Regions from separate parts of the Homo sapiens genome. Here region 1 is linked to region 2. A link is an interaction called in ENCODE POLR2A ChIA-PET data of the cell type or tissue named here. Cell type or tissue: K562. All regions are shown on one strand. Each heading gives the region's core, and the rest is flanking DNA. Links, peaks and the distances in the headings are about the cores only.

Evidence for each region. ChIA-PET counts read pairs that join two places held together with the same protein. Peaks named below come from ENCODE experiments on the same cell type or tissue, not always from the same donor. Only the 100,000 strongest peaks of a DNase experiment are listed, where the experiment ranks them.
Region 1: POLR2A ChIA-PET joins it to region 2 with 5 read pairs; 2 of 35 experiments call an interaction of 5 or more read pairs at or near these places.

The regions. Positions count from the first base shown.
Region 1 is chr7:1,952,115-1,957,707 of GRCh38, forward strand. MAD1L1 (mitotic arrest deficient 1 like 1) reads right to left here. Exons shown (of 19, transcript NM_001013836.2): 16 at 5,515-5,593. Among named protein-coding and RNA genes, the nearest start is that of MIR4655, 110 kb to the left of the region's middle. RefSeq lists an enhancer at 2,704-3,428. In K562, for the core only: no CTCF peak of the experiment used is centred there; a DNase peak (open chromatin) is centred at 2,724.
Region 2 is chr7:1,580,279-1,585,871 of GRCh38, forward strand. PSMG3-AS1 (PSMG3 antisense RNA 1) reads left to right here. Exons shown (of 5, transcript NR_027329.1): 4 at 2,884-2,991; 5 at 4,106-5,593. Among named protein-coding and RNA genes, the nearest start is that of PSMG3-AS1, 13 kb to the left of the region's middle. In K562, for the core only: no CTCF peak of the experiment used is centred there; DNase peaks (open chromatin) are centred at 289 and 4,727; H3K27me3 peaks cover 4,145 bases.

The sequences.
Region 1 (5,593 bases), core at 435-5,434, 370 kb after region 2:
CTAGGCTGCCAGGAAGCTCCGATTAAAACAGACGCCCAACTTCACCAGCACCTTCAGCCCTTGTGGGCAGAACATTCCTGGTTTCCCACACACAGCATCGGCTGCCGGGAATCTGTGGAGCAGTGAGATCTCATGGAAAGAAAACGAGCACCATCATAGAAAACACGATGCTGCTCCGAGGACTGCGGCCGACTCAGCCTCCCCGGCGGCCCGGTCCGGAGTGGGCGCTTCTCCTGTCCTTCCACGAGCCACGGGAGGAAACCAGGAGCCCTTGGTCCCGCCAGGACCTAACGTGGGTCCCTGGGGCCCCGTGCCAATGACCTGCTTCCTTTCACGGACGGGAAGCACCTCATCCGTCTGAACCATCAGCTCGCTGTATGACTCCCACAGAACAGGGGCCCAGAACATCCGGGCTGTGGCTCCTTGGCCCCCGCTGTGCCCTGGCTTAGAGCAGCGCCTGGCACAGAGGTGCGTGAAGGTGGCTCACGCATGGGAGGGGAGGGCTGGGCTGGTGAGCATGGAGTCCCATGGGCCCTGCAGAGCTGCCCTCCCGTGATCCTGCCTCCCAGGAAAAGTCCAACCCCCTTGCCTCACAAAGGAGGCCCTCAGGGCACAGAGAGGAGCACTTCCCGAGGCCACCAGGTAACACCAGGCCCATCGTCCCGGTCCAGAGGCCACACTCTGTCCAACATGGTAGAAGGTTCAGGAGAAAGAGCCGAACACAGAATGAAGGTCCCACTGATGAGCCACATGCGTTACTAAGAGTCCAGCGAGCGGGAGAGGCCAGACCTGAGGAGGTTGGCTCAGAGCACCCGCCGGGAGGCCCCGGTACAGGGACACGACCCCAGCCCACCACACCTGGGCATGGACGCCAGCACAAAGGGGGCAGCTGTGGCTCCAGGAGGGAACGCGGCCCTCTCCCAGGGCAGCTGCAGCGTTGGTGGCTTCAGAATTCCAGGGATCTGGGGGCCACAGGGATGGCATCTCAGGGAGGGGGTGAGGAGGTCTGAGGAGAGGTGACGGGCCCGCCCCACCCTGGTCCCAGGGACACGGACCAGGGATGTGAGGTACCGCACCACCTGCCTGCTGGTGCAGACGGGAGCAGAACGGTCTCCGTGTGCTTCCAGCTTCTGCTCACAGGGAACCCGGCAATCTTCTACCCACTCCTTCCCAAAACAGATGCACTTATTTAAACGTCACAGGGCTCTTGTCTGGTCTCTTTCCTGAACAGCACTTGGGACATTGAGGTTGGCCCCGGCCACAAACCCCACCCAGGCCCCCGCCAGGGAGGAGCAGGCAGGTGGGGCGGGGAGGGAGCCGCACTGGGGGGCTCCACCAGCCCTGACCACCAACCTGCCCAAACAAGCACCATGATGAGGCCACATCGAGGAACGGCTGGAGCACGGGCTTCAGAACCCAAAGATGAATTCTACTTAATTACACGCACACTGAGGCATTTAGAGGAAGCGTGCAGATGTCTGCAATTTACTTAAAGCGCGTCAGAAGAATAAAGTGGCGCGGCGGCTGGGCGAGGGATAAAGAGATGTCAGGAAGCCCCGCGGCGGAACATCCGTGGTGGAGCCTTGGTGGCGGGTGACCAGGCGCTCGCTGCAAACTTCCCTCAACTTCACAACGTATCTTTAAATGTTCATCATCAAATGCTGAAAAAACCCAACAGGGTTGAGTCTGAATGCTGCTCCCATCACTGCTGGGTGACACGGGGGCCCCACGGGGCACAGGTGCCGGCCCAGGCTGCACACTTCACACACACAAGCTGGAGGCTCCTGGGTGGGACTGTCAGGTGGGGATGCGCCCGCCCAGCCAGAAGGTCAGTGTCCTGCCCAGTGCGGCCTCCACTGGACGTGCCCCTCTCTACCCAGGGCGGCCTGTGAGCCCCGACTAGCCTCACTGTGTGTCCTGCCCCGTAGCCTGTGAGCCCCGACCAGCCTCACTGTGGGTCCTGCCCCAGCTCGGTGCCCTCCATCCCCGCATGTGGCCCATCAGAACCACAGACGTGGAAAACGTCCAAGTGTCTTGGAGGTAAGGACGACGGTATTATGACAGACAACAGGAATGGCCACCATGCAGGCCTGGTTCACCAGGTATGTGCAGGGCCCCCCAGGAGCCATCACCGGAGATCTCCAAAGACAGCCTGCGGGAAAGGCCCGTGCCCTCCACATCCTTGGGAGCACACTAAGGCCAGGCTGCAGCCAGTGGGAGACAGAGCTGTGGCCCACCCCAGGCTGTGGGGTCCAAGCTGACAAGGCCCAGTGTCCCAGCTATGAGGTGGCGCATCAGAGGGCAGCCGGGAGCCAGAAGAGAACAAAGCGCTGGGGCCCCAGCTCCTCAGTTCTAGGCCTGGGGAAGAGCACAGGGCACACTCAGGAGGTGGGGACAGGGGTGGGGCAGGAGGCCGTGGCTGCAGGTGGGGTCAGGGACTGTGCCGCCCACCTGACCTGACTCCTGCGGCTGCACCAATAGCCATGGGGGTCCCTCTGCCGCCAGATCTGGAGTTCCACGGGGTCCGCCCGATTTCTGTCTTCACTTCAGAACACTGCAACACGTTCAAGACTCATTCTGCCTCCTAACATGGAGAGTCTGAGCTCCTTCCTCCTTCACACGCAGGCTCCCTGTGGGCCTCACTTTCCCCATCTAGAGAGGGGGCGCCAGAAGCCCGGCCAGCCACCGTCCGTGGGTGCCCCGAGCTCTCCCACCCCCACCACGGGATGGGAGGGCTTGCAGTCCAGGAGCCCCGCCCACCCACTTCCAGCCCCTTCAGCGACACAAGGGTGCACCCAGTCGGCCCTAATGAGTGTGTGGACAGCTCTGGGCTCTTAGGGAGACCCAGAAAGGCCAGTGCCACAGCAGGGCCCAGTGACGGCCCTCCCAGGAAGGCAGCACGAAGACCTCCCAGGCCTGGTCTCCTGGCCTCAGCACCGCGGGAGGGCAGCGGCACTCGCGCCCAGCTCTAAGGGGTAACTGAAATTCTCTTTCCTCGCCAACCAGCTGTGAACTAATTACAAAAAGTTCTAACTAGTCAAGCCCCTCTCCAAGCATATGTTCCCAATTAAGTCAGACTGCAGCTGATTTTAATCAATCTTCCTTGAAGCGGCCCAACTTGAAGGCTTCTCCAGAGGGAGCGGGAGCAGGGAGAGGAGAGGGCATCGCATAGTGGGTGCAGGGGCGGCAGCCGGCTCCTGGGGCCTCGCTCTGTCACCCAGGCTGGAGTGCAGTGGCGTGATCTCGGCTCACTGCAATCTCTGCCTCCTGGGTTCAAGCGATTCTCCTGCCTCAGCCTCCTGAGTAGCTGAGACTACAGGTGCCCACCACCATGCCCAGCGAATTTTTGTATTTTTAGTAGAGGCAGGGTTTCACCATGTTGGCCAGGCTGGCCTTGAGCTCCTGACCTCAGGCAATCCACCCGCCTCAGCCTCCCAAAGTACTGGGATTACAGGCGTGAGCCACCATGCCCAGCCAAAAGAGAGATTTTCAATGGTCTTGCAAGATTAGGTGTCTGGTGGGCAGGCACACCCAGCACGGTGACAACAAGCCATTTATCCCCTAGTGCGCAGGCCCCTCCCCCGGTTCCTCACAGGCTGAGTACTCTGGGGTCACAGTCTTCCTGGATGTTGCCTACTGGTTGTTGGGCAGGGGCTATAGGTGTGTTTTTAGGGTTGTCCTGTTGCATTTTGTTGCAGCCCACAATGCACTGCAATCCTCGTCAGCTCAGGGGCTCTTCAGTTATTTGACTTGTGACCTAAGTAGCTGGGCAGGCTGATAAGAACAGATGAAACGAACTATTTTGCAGAGTAGTATAACTTCCATCTTAGACTAAACTTCTTTGGTTTGGATGAGGGCAAGTAAGGTGGGTGGGGGGGTGGGGTGGCAGGGGGGAGCGGGAGGCCGACAAGCAGGCATTGGTGATCCAAGCAGGGGCCTAGTATATCCTGTTTCTTCTGTAGTTTGGTGACCTAAGCCGGTTCAAGGCACTTTATCTTGGAAATGGACCCCTATTTACAGTATTTCCTTCAATGGCACAGCCCTGGGCATCCAGAGCCAGGGGCAGCCTGAGCCACCACAGGGCCTGTGAGGCCTCACCTTCCCCAGGGCCACCCTGGACGTCCCCCCACTAAGGGTGTAATCGCAGGGGGTGTCAGAAGTGGTGGCAGCTGGAGGGCTGTCTGGAAGTTTCCAACACTCCACAGGCCGAACCCCAGTGGCCTCCCCGCTTCACTGCTCTGCACTTGCTTCTCCCACGCCATCCGGGCACAGTTGTCCCTGTTGCCCTGACCCAGGGAGGAACAGCTCCTGAATCCTGGGCTAGGCTCGAGGTCACCATATCACGGCATAAACATCTGCTTCCCCAGGACCACCAGGCCCAGCCCTGTCCTCTCCCCAAATGGCCACACTGGCCACACTGCAGCACCACGCCTCAGCTCTGAGCAGCTTCAGGACATGCCTAGGGGCAGAGCCCCCACCCCTCCAAGGCCCTGGCAGAGCTCAGGAGAGGGTCACAGGTGACACTGCCAGCCACTCCTCATGCCAACCCCACGGTACCTGACAGCCCTTGGCATCTCCCACAGAGGAGTGCTCCGCTAGTGAGCTCCCGAGCACACGCCGTCTGCGCAGAACAGGGATGGTGGCCAGGCCCCATCAGGTGTTCACCAGTGCTGGCACCGCACTCACCCACACCCCTCACCTCATTCAAGCCTCAACAAGCTCCAAGGGCCGGCCACTGAGGACACCTTGGGGAAAGGGCTGGAAGCTGGAGCAGGGAAGCCGTAAGTGGTGCCTGCAGGGATGCCTGGCCCCCAGTCAGCAAGCAACGTGGGCACCAAGGAGCAGGGTTCAGGCTCTGCTCAGCCCAACACCCAGAAAGACGTTCAGCAGCTCTGACGCAGAGCCTCTGGTGGGCGGGCAGCAGCCCCGTGACCGCTCCCTGTACACCACGGCCCAGTTAAAACAAGATGACAGGTCCTAGGCTGAGGACAGGCCAGCGCGGCTCGGAGCCGCCCATCACCACAGATGTCACTCCTCCCATCGTCAGAAACTGGTCATAAAAAATAGATTTGATCTGCCTCTAACAGGTGCCAAGATAAAATCAATGGCCTGTCCAAAAACCCGGTAACCTCGAACCTGAGGGCTTCCTGCCATGCAGCAACTCAGGAGGATGAAAACCAAAGAGAAAGTACAATTAAAAGAACACAAACAGCAGTCCAGCCTCGCCACAGCAGATCCCGGGTGGGCATAGTGCAAATCTGCCCAGAGCCCACTCCACCGACACCAGGCGTGTGGGTGGTGCGGGCCGCAGAGGACTCCAGAGGCAGCCAGTGCAGGCCTGTCAGCGGCATGGCCTCCCTGCCAGGCAAGGGGGTGCACATGGGAGGGAGGAGAGTTCAGACAGACGAGCCAGAAAACGGGTGTTCTGTGGCAGCAGGAACCACGGTCGTTCACGACGCCCAAAGAAATGAGAGGCCCAGGCAGTGCCTCACCCAGAGGCTGCCCCGCCCTCACCTGCAGAGCTCGCCGCTCCAGCTGTGCCTCCAGCATCCTCTTTTCCTCCTCCAGCCGACTCCGCTCGCCTTCCAGCTCC
Region 2 (5,593 bases), core at 140-5,139:
CTCTGTCTGTCTCTGTCTCTCTGGTTTCTATCTCTCTTGGTCTGTCTCTTTCTCTGCCAGCGTGCCTGTCTGTGTGTGTCTCTCTGTCTCTTTCTCTCACGGTCTGTCTCTGTTGGTTTCTCCGTTTGTCTGTCTACCTATTTCTTTCTGTCTCCTTTGGTCTGTCTGCTGTGCATCTGTCTCTGTCTCTGTCTCCTTTTCTCTCTCTCTCTCTCTGTCTTTCTCTTATCTGGGTCCCTCTCTCCCCATCCAGTCAGCTAATGACAAAGCACTTTGTCTTTGGAAGGTGTTGGCATCTGTAATTGACGTCACAGGCACCTGCTGAGCCTGACCCCGTGCTGGCTCTGCAGAGGTAGCCAGGACACAGGCCCAGCCCGCAGTCCTCTGGGGAGACGGGCCAGGCGCACGCAGGTAGAGGATTATAAATCAGACAAGGACATGACTGTTCAGAATCGGGCCCGGGGAGACAGAAGCTGGAATAGACTGTCAAGGCCATAACAGAAGCGCAGGGCCTGTGTGTGCCGGTGCCGGGTCCTCTGCAGTTGCTGTTATTGGGCCTCAGCCTCAGCTCTGACCTTCCTGGTAGCCCTAGAGAAAAGGGAAACGAGACCGGGCAGCCAGGTTCCTGACTCCCTGTCCTGGGCAAGGAGCCTCCCGGCTGCTCCGCGAAAGCGCCGTGTTCTGAGCTGCTCACAGCCCTGCGGCTCTCTCTGGGGCTTTCTGAGGGTCTCTCTGGTGTCAGGGCAGTGCATGGGCACTCTGTCCAGCACATGTGTGGCAGGCTCACGCTCTTCTCCTGGGACATAGCTCCAAAGGACAGGGCGTTAGGATGGGAGGTGGCCCAGGGACCCCGCCTCCCCCAGGGCCAGGTCTGGGGGCTCCTGGCTGGGATGGTGTTTTATTTTCTTCTATTTTTAACTTAAAAAATGACGATATAAGCACTGCATGTGGTGGCTCACACTTGGAATCTCAACACTTGGGGAGGCCAAGGTAGACAAATTGCTTGAGCCTAGGAGATCAATACCAGCCTGGGCAACATTGCAAGACCCTGTCTCTACAAAAAATTTAAAAATTAGCCTGGTGTGGTGTCATGCTCCTGTGGTCCCAGCTACTAGGGAGGCTGAGGCATGAGAATCGCTTGGGCCCAGGAGGTTGAGGCTGCAGCGAGCTATGATTGCACCGCTGCACCCCAGCCTGGGTGACAGAGCCAGACAGACTGTGTCTCTTAAAAAAAAAAAAAAGTTTTACTTTGCATACAGTAAAATGCACTCCTTTCGTGTTTTGTTCTGTGAGTTTTGACAAATGCAGACCATCTTACAGCCATAACCATGACTGAGACCAGCCTGGCTAACACAGTGAAACCTCATCTCTACTAAAATACAAAAATTAGCTGGGCATAGTGGCGGGCACCTGTAATCCCAGCTACTCGGGAGGCTGAGTCAGGAGAATCGCTTGAACCTGGGAGGCGGAGGTTGCAGTGAGCCAAGATTGCACCACCGCACTCCAGCCTGGGCGACAGAGCGAGACTCTGATGCAAAACAAAAACAAACAAACAAAGACCCCAAACCAACGACGTCCTCCCCCAATCCCCTCACCGTCTTTTGCCGTCAGCCCTCTGCCCGCTGAAGCCCTGACCCGCTCCCTGCCTTGTCTCCAGAATGTCGCCCATGTGAGATTGTACATCAAGTGCCAGCTTGACTTTGGTGGGGGTGAGCTGTACACGTGTGTTACCAGCACATATGTGTAAGTGTGTGCGGCTGTGAGCATGGAAACCTGTGCATATGTGGTGTGTTCGTGGAGGGGCTGTGGGACCTGAGGACTCACCACTGTGTGGCTGGGACCAGCTCTGTCCCTGCCTCTCCGGTCCCTCTGGCCCCTCTGTGCCCACCTGGTCACTGCATTCACCTACACATGCAGCCTCAGCTCCTCCCGTGGTCTCCCTGCTCTTGCCTTTGTTCCTGAGGGAAGCCTGTGGACCCTGTGCCCAACCCATTGTCCATCTTCCTGACTGTCTCTCCTGGTCCATGAGCCGAACACTTTTTATCTTCTTTTTTTTTTTTTAAAGACAGAGTCTCATTCTGTCGCCCAGGGTGTGGTGCACTGATGCGATCTCACCTCACTGCAACCTCCACCTCCCGGGTTCAAGCGATTCTTCTGCCTCACCCTCCCAAGTAGCAGGGATTACAGGCGTACACCACCACGCCTGGCTAATTTTTGTATTTTTAGTGGAGACAGGGTTTTGCCATATTGGTCAGGCTGGTCTCAAACTCCTGACCTCGAGTGATCCACCCGCCTCGGCCTCTCAAAGTGCTGGGATTATAGGCCACCACGCCCATCCTATTTTAATTTTTCTTTTTCTTTCTTTTTTTTTTTTTGACAAAGTCTTGCTCTGTCACCCAGGCTGGAGTGCAGTGGTGCGATCTCAGCTCACTGCAACCTCCGCCTCCCCGGTTCAAGCGATTCTCCTGCCTCAGCCTTCCGAGTAGCTGGGACTACAGGCGCGCACCACCACGCCTGGGTAATTTTTTGTATTTTTAGTAGAGACAGGGTTTCACCGTGTTAGCCAGGATGGTCTCGATCTCCTTACCTCATGGTCTGCCCGTCTTGGTCTCCCAAAGTGCTGGGATTACAGGCAAGAGCCACTGCGCCCAGCCTTTAATTTTTGATCGCAGTAAAATGCACATCACAGAAAATCAGCATCATGACCACGTCCCACTGCAGAGGTCAGTGGCACTCAACACATTTACATTGCTGTGCAACCCTCAGCACCTGTCTCCAGAGCTCTTTCATCTCCCCAAACTGAAACTCTGCCCCCATGAAACCCTCACTCTCCATCCCCCCTGTGACCCCCGGCACCCACCGTTCTGTTTTCTGTCTCTGCAGATTCGATTGCTGTAGGGACCCCGTGGGTGTGGAATCAGACAGTATTGGTCCTTTCATGACTGGCTTATTTCACAAAACCCGATGCCGTCGAGGTCCATCCATGCTGAGGCAGGTGTCTGACTCCCTTCACTCTGTTTGGCTGAGCAGTATCCCATGGTGTGGATTCCCGTGGTGTGGATTCCCGTGGTGTGGATTCCCGTGGTGTGGATGGAGCACACTGTGCTCATTCACTTGCCTGTCGGTGGGCACGTGGGCAGCTCCCATCTCTCAGCTCCTGTGAATAACGTCTGTGGGAACGTGGGTGAGCACCTGCCTCTCAGATCCTGCTTTCAATCCTTTTGGGTGGGGGCTGGGCACGGTGGTTCACGCCCGTCATCCCAGCACTTTGGGAGGCCAAGGAGGGTGGATCACCTGAGGTCAAGAGTTTGAGACCAGCCTGACCAACATGGTGAAACCCTGTCTCTACTAAAAACAAAACAAAAAAAATTAGCTGGACATGGTGGCAGGCACCTGTCACCCCAGCTACTCAGGAGGCTGAGGCAGGAGGATCTCTTGAACCTGGGAGGTGGAGGCTGCAGCGAGCCGAGATCTCGCCATTGCACTTCAGCCTGGGAGACAGAGTGAGCCGCCATCTTAAAACAACAACAACAAATTAATCCTTTTGGGTTTTTTTTTTTTTTTTTTTTGAGACTGAGTTTCACTCTTGTTGCCCAGGCTGGAGTGCAATGGCACGATCTCAGCTCACTGCAACCTCCACCTCCCGGGTTCAAGCGATTCTCCTGCCTCAGCCTCCTGAGGAGCTGGGACTACAGGTGCAGACCACCATGCCCAGCTAATTTTCTTTCCTTTTTTTTTTTTTGAGTCAGAGTTTCGCTCTTGTTGCCCAGCTGGAGTGCAATGGTGCCATCTCGGCTCACCTCAACCTCCACCTCCTTGGTTCAAACGATTGTCCTGCTTCAGCCTCCCAAGTAGCTGGGATTACAGGCATGTGCCACCACGCCCGGCTAATTTTTTAAATATTTTTAGTAGAGATGGGGTTTCTCCATGTTGGTCAGGCTGGTCTCGAACTCCTGACCTCAAGTGATCTGCCAGCCTCGGCCTCCCAAAGTGCTGGGATTACAGGCGTGAGTCACCACGCCTGGCAGGGCCACACTCTTCAACTACAGAGCCCCCACCTCATTGGCACTGGTCCACTCATTGTCCAAATTCATTCGGTCCACAGATATTTACGGAGCATCCCCAGCTGCTGGATGCTGGGACCCACCAGTGGGCAAGAGGGCCGTGCCCACCCCTTCCTGGAAGAGACACTCACTCAGTAAATGCAGAGATTCAGTGTTGGGGTAACCCCAGCACACAGCCCTGAGGGAGGAAGCCCAGTGATTTGATCGGATTTGCTTTTCTCTTCTGCCTCGGATTCTGTCCAACCCCTGGAAGGACCTCTGAGGTGTCCCGTGGCTGGTTCTAGGCCCCATTCAAGCCTCCTCCTCCAGGAAGCCTTCCCAGTCCTGGGCATCTGTAGCCAGCTCGGTGTTTCTCACCTGGGGCCTGGGACGTCTCCCATTCTGAACTGCCGTGTTTTGGGTTTACTGTTCTCTGGCTTTTGGTCCCAGCCGGACGGTGGCCTCTTGTGTTCAGGGACAAGGCAAGGAGCATCCATGCACCCCCACAGTACCCAGGCTGGGTCTGTGCCCGCCAGGCCCCCGGCAAAGCTTGGATGATCCGGGCTGGGCTGTTCTCCTGCTGCTCTCCTGCTGCTGGCCTCGCTGTATCAGCTGATGGCCATCGCGCCTCCTGCACCCGTCATCCCGCCCTGCACGCCCCCGCCACGTGGATGAGCTCCCTGGGGAGTTAATGGCTAATGGAGTCTCCGCTCTCTCTTGTCAAATGCAGCCATCATCCGCTGGTGCTTTAAGGGACTCTCTCCCGTCCCCACCCTATTCTCAGGTGGCTCCTACCGACACCACCTAATGGTGAACCCCAACACGAGGACACAGGCAGTGCCCTCTCAGGACCACTGTGGGTGCCACCAGGCACGACTTCCTAAACACCCACAGAGCAAAAACCTGGAAATTCAGCCGAGGCACTGGGACCCCAACCTCTCCCAGAGTGGCCCCAGCTCCACGGCGTCTGCATGGCTCTGGCCGTGAGCAGAGCAGCCCCGACCTCCGTCCTGACCCAGGGCGCCGGAGCGCCACTGCGGATCTCACCACCACACAAGCCAGACCTGCTAGGAAGCCCTTCCCGGCCACCAGCTCTCGGGCGATGCACACAACAGGGCCTTTTGAATTCCCTGAGGTTAAGGTTCCCCTTGAGTCTCCTGGGCTACAAGCAAATCCCCCGAGGGGAGAAGTCCAGGCTGACACAGCCTCCTGCACCCCTGCCTTGGGAGGCCACACCTCGTTTGCCTCTAGAACCGACGACTGGGGAGCACTGTTTGCAGAGTTCTCTCTCTCTGGGTAAGTTCCGGAGCCACATCTCACTGGATCCACCACGGCCTGGGTGGACGGCTCTCGTGTGTTTATAGCTGGGTCCCTCGCTTGGGAGCTGCCTCCGGGTGGGCGGCCTCTCCAGCCTGTTTGAGTGCTCCACCCGGAGCAGGAAGAGGGCCGTGTGCTCTGGGCAGTGGTTCCTTGGGCACTGCATGGTCCTTGCTTCCCTCCAGGGCCCACCTTCCCTGGCCGCTGCATCCCAGCCGAGGGCAGGCCCCTTT